Linked DNA regions of Homo sapiens: region 1 is linked to region 2. Evidence: read pairs that join two places in POLR2A ChIA-PET (ENCODE). Cell type or tissue: Panc1. All regions are shown on one strand.

What was found. ChIA-PET counts read pairs that join two places held together with the same protein. Peaks named below come from ENCODE experiments on the same cell type or tissue, not always from the same donor. Only the 100,000 strongest peaks of a DNase experiment are listed, where the experiment ranks them.
Region 1: POLR2A ChIA-PET joins it to region 2 with 12 read pairs; 2 of 35 experiments call an interaction of 5 or more read pairs at or near these places.

Annotation. Positions count from the first base shown.
Region 1 is chr2:168,767,726-168,770,225 of GRCh38, forward strand. It overlaps CERS6 (ceramide synthase 6), which reads left to right. Exons shown (of 10, transcript NM_203463.3): 10 at 1,785-2,500. The coding sequence ends at 1,937. Among named protein-coding and RNA genes, the nearest start is that of CERS6-AS1, 17 kb to the right of the region's middle. In Panc1, no CTCF peak of the experiment used is centred here; no DNase peak of the experiment used is centred here.
Region 2 is chr2:168,479,878-168,482,377 of GRCh38, forward strand. The region is part of intron 1 of CERS6 (ceramide synthase 6); the gene reads left to right. LOC102724081 (a long non-coding RNA gene) reads right to left here and starts at 2,244. Exons shown (of 4, transcript XR_002959433.2): 1 at 1-2,244. In Panc1, no CTCF peak of the experiment used is centred here; no DNase peak of the experiment used is centred here.

The sequences.
Region 1 (2,500 bases), 290 kb after region 2:
GAGGTGGAGGGAGTCCAGGATTCTCATGTTAGAGTGTAGTGGTAACATAGACAGGATGTGATGTGGGAAAGCGCCAGTTAATTCTGCCATACCTCCCAGGAGACTTTGCCACCTCCCCAGCCCACCCCCTAGAGAATCACAGGAGGACCAGATTGGGAAAATTCCTATGAAGGGAGGCCACCAGGTCTCTTTTGTCACACCACTGAAAAATATAAGTAAGCAGTGATGAGTTACTCAAGAATCTTAAGGCCTTCTGGGTAAAAATGCTTACCATAATTTAGACTTACAGAATAGGAGGTTCAAACTATTTTTATCTTAAAAGCAGTATTTTCTTAATTTCCCCCAAAAACTACTTCCTTGCTAAATAGTAGGATTTTTCTCATCGTTTATGGTAATGTATAGATTTACATCTTCTCACCTTATTTTGACCTCCATGTGACTTAGTGAGATTGAATGGAGGATTGAAGAGACTTGGCAGGATGGGAGCCAGTTTTTTTTGTTTTGTTTTGTTTTGTTTTTTTTTTTAAGACAGTTTCACTCATTGCTCTGGCTGGAGTGCAATGGCGCGATCTTGGCTCACCGCAACCTCCACTTCCTGGGCTCAAGCAATTCTCCTGCCTCAGCCTCCAGAGTAGCTGAGATTACAGACATGCGCCACCACACCCGGCTAATTTTTTTTTTTTTTTAAGTTGAGACTGGGCTTCTCCATGTTGGTCAGTCTGGCCTTGAACTCCTGACCTCAGGTGATCCACCCACCTCAGGCTCCCAAAGTGCTGGGATTATAGGCATGAGCCACCTCGCCTGGCTGGGAGCCAGTTCTTGATGATCTAGTCAGTGGATTTTCCTCAGGAAATATTTCAAGCTTCACCCCGCCCAGCAGGTTCTTAAGATGCCTCCTGGCCAGGCACGGTGTCTCACACCTGTAATCCCAACACTTCGGGAGGTCAAGGCAGGTGGATCACCTGAGGTCAGGAGTTCCAGACCAGCCTGGCCAACATAGTGAAACCCTGTCTCTACTAAAAATACAAAAATTAGCTGGGCATGGTGGCTCATGCCTGTAATCCTAGCTACTCGGGAGGCTAAGGCAGGAGAATTGCCTGAACCCAGGAGGCGGAGGTTGCAGTGAGTTGGATCGCACCAGTGCACTCCAGCCTGGGCAACAGAGCAAGACTCTGACTCAAAAAAAAAAAAAAAAAAGAAAAGAAAAAAAAAATGCTTCCTGCTGTCATTTGTTGTGTGACATACAGAACAAAATTCCTAATTAATTATAGCATACAAAAAATAGAAATGTAATCATAAAACAATGCATGAAAAAGCCAAATAGGAATTTTTTTTTTTCAGTGTTCTGAGTTAGTGACTATCTCCATTGCTATGGTTAATTGAGAGCTGATTTTAAATTATTCTCAAGGAGAATGTGATCATCAATGAGTAAATTGATCCATTTGTACCAAATTCCTATGACGCCATTCCAGTGACACAGTATGCTACTTTTTGATTACAAGTGGGATTCATGGTCTAGTATGTTCTCAATATGGAAAGATACCTTAAAGAAGTCAAGAAGTCTAGCCCTCCATGATACTTACATTCCTTCATAAATGACTTTGTCGCCTACATTTTATCTCTCCAATGAAGGGGAACTTATTGCTCTGGCAATGTTCTCATCCTCTTCAGTTTTTTAACATTGGGATCTGTTTCCCCTTGTGTATGACTGCATGTGCTTCTAGCATGCCATACCTTGATGATTTCTTAGGTGCTGGTTATACTCACCTGCTTCTACTCCACAGGTGTCCAAGGATGATCGAAGTGATATTGAGTCTAGCTCAGATGAGGAGGACTCAGAACCTCCGGGAAAGAATCCCCACACTGCGACAACCACCAATGGGACCAGTGGTACCAACGGGTATCTCCTGACTGGCTCCTGCTCCATGGATGATTAATTACTCAAAACTACAAGTCCCAAGCAAAGTGAACTATTTGTTCCTGGAAGTATTTAATAAGTTGCAAATGCAGTTCCTTTCATAATATCTCAGCACCAGAAACAAAAATTAAGATTATCAAAGCATTTTGAATAGTGCACTGCCATGTGTCCTGTCTGTGAATGAAGAAGAATTACCATTCTCTCTTTGTAGGCATGCTGTATGTAATTGACACAAGGGAACAGTATTTGCATTTGTACTGTCTTAGAATATTATTTATTTTTTTGTATTTGTAAATCTGTGGACAAAAGAGGGTTTCCTCACTCCTTTTACTCACTGGGCTCATGACAGTGAAGGAGATGCTCCATCTGCTTCTCCCCCTTTCTCTTGCTGTAGTCCAATGTGCTATGAGCATCAGCTTACTTTGTCACTTAGAGCAAGCAAAACCCAGTGCAAGAGTCTCGTTCAGCTCTAAATAGGTTTGCTTTCTTTTAGTTACAGTGCCCATTTTGAAATTGCCTATACAGTCTTAGTGACCATTTAAACCGGACGAACTAGGTGTTTAATTTTCACTCTTCATGTTC
Region 2 (2,500 bases):
GATTACAGGCATGAGCCACGAATCCCGGCCTTAATACCTTTTCTGGTCTTTACTAGCGTGCCTGTCCTAAGCAAAGGTCTTACATTTGAATTCTTCCACCACCATTTGTTAGAGCTGTGATGCTGGGTAAGCTAAAGAACCACTCTGATCCTGTGAAATGGTGATCATTTTTTCCTTTCAAATAGTGAGGATTGGAATTAAGGCAGTAAAGTGCTTAACTGGATCCCTGGCCCATAGTAGGTAGCAGCGACTGGGTTTTGCTTCTTTAAACTTGTGAGAGAAATGGATATGGATGAGTCTTTGAGTCCTTTAATCAGCAGGGCACTAAGTTGTTCATCTAGATATGCCAGTGGAGTAAAAGTATAGGGAGTCTTCCCCAATGTCTTTGCCTTAGCATACGTAATTGACTTTCAGTTGTCCACACAAATGGAGAGGAGAAATGGCAGAGTAAATAACAATAGATAATGTGTTAAACCTTTATATGTCTTTATATGTCTAGGAATTAATCTGACAAATACTTTTGCAGAATATAATAATAAAATTTCATAGCTGGAAGAGAACTTTGAAATTATAAAACCTCTTAATGTTAGAGATGAAAAAAACAGACCTAGAGAGTTAATGACTCATCCAAGATCATACAGTGGTGTGATCTTAGTGGCAGAGCTAGCATCAGAAACGCATATGTTAATTCCAAGTTCCGGGTTCTTTATTTACCGTTTAAGGTTATGTTTGCTTTAAGTGCATATCTAGAGCCACTAATGTGTCTGAGAACTGGCATCTGGGACCTCAGCCTAGTGTAGGAAAAAGAACATATGAGCTTGGAGGAATAGAAATGCTTTTGAACTTCTGCTGAGTTTTTTTGAAGCCAGATATTAGGGTTTGAGCCACTAAATTTAGGGTGAAAACCTAGAACTGGGGAAAGTTATGTGAAATAGAGTAGACATATATCTAAGTCAGAATAAGAGGGAAATGTTGGAACCCTCAGACAAGCCAGAGTCTGTTGAGGACATAAATTGTGGATAGAAGTCTTGAGTAGCATGGGGAGTCCATGTTAGAAAGATAGCCGGGAATTAGGGGCACGCTTCTATCATGGGCTAGAAGTCCAGGCTTACTGGTGCTATGTAGAGAAAGCATGCAGGAAATGAAACATCACTCTGAAAGTTGCTGGGCACCAACCTGGGCTTGACTCGCAGAGAGGCATCTGCAGAGGATCCTTGAGGAGCTTGTGGTTTGAAAGAGGGACAGTTGGCCAGGCTGGCCGGGCGCAGTGGCTCACGCCTGTAATCCCAACACTTTGGGAGGCTGAGGTGGGCGGATCATGAAGTCAGGAGATCGAGACCATCCTGGCTAACATGGTGTAACCCCGTCTCAACTAAAAATACAAAAAATTTGTCAGGCGTGGTGGCTGGCACCTGTAGTCCCACCTACTCTGGAGGCTGAGGCAGGAGAATGATGTGAACCTGGAGGCGGAGCTTGCAGTGAGCTGAGACTGTGCCACTGCACTCCAGCCTGGGCAACAGAGGGAGACTCCGTCTCAAAAAAAAACGGACAGTTACAGGTCATCAGCCGCAAGCTGACTTTGCAACTGAGCAACTTTTTTTTGCCTGTGCTCAGAAAGTTTCTGATTTCCTGGTCAAGTCGGATCATTTGCAGCTGATTGGGGCTTCTAGGTGTAAACACTGAATAGAGTGAATAAAGTAATTGCTGGGTAATTCCTGACCCGTCTTCATTAGCTCCAGATCTGAAGCTGGCCTTTAGAATATCATAAAGCTCTTCAATGCCCAATGTTTCTTTTGACTTTAGTATTGAGAAATAAATGCTTAATCTGTTATGTAAGTAGGAATAACGTTGAAATCATGGCTTAGCTGAAAGACCAGTTGTTTCTCCCAAATGTGGGTTTACTTATTGAGCTAAGAAATCATTCCTATGTAAATATGAACATCTATTATCCTCTTGTGTCTTGATGAATTTGAAATAGTACCAGCATGAATACATTTGATTTAGGAGTAGTTTTGGTTTAGAAGTTATTTCCCTTTAGAAAACAGCAATTTAAGCTTAGGTTGAATTTTTGAATAACTTCAGAGGAAATCTTTAAAAACATTTTTCAAAGACTTTCAACAGTTCTGTTATGGAACCCTTATAAATCCAGTAAATATGAACAATTTTGATTTGTAGAATTTGTAGTTAGAGCACAAGTGCTGAAATAAATTATGGCATTTAAACTTGAATCATAGTCTTTTAGGGAAAAAATTAAATGAGGTTTTAAATTTGGACTTGGATGAATCTTGAATGATGATGGTTAGTGGACCTTAGAAACTAAAATAGGTTTTCTTGAGTTTATCTTGATTTAATTGAAATGAATTTAAATGCATGCTAATTTCCCATTTACTAGCTGGATTAAAATCAGTTATGGTGGACTAGATCAATGGACTTGGAAGTTCGTGGAACAAAGCCACTAAAAGACAAGTGAGTGAGTCTGTGCAGTTGTTGAAGCCATTAG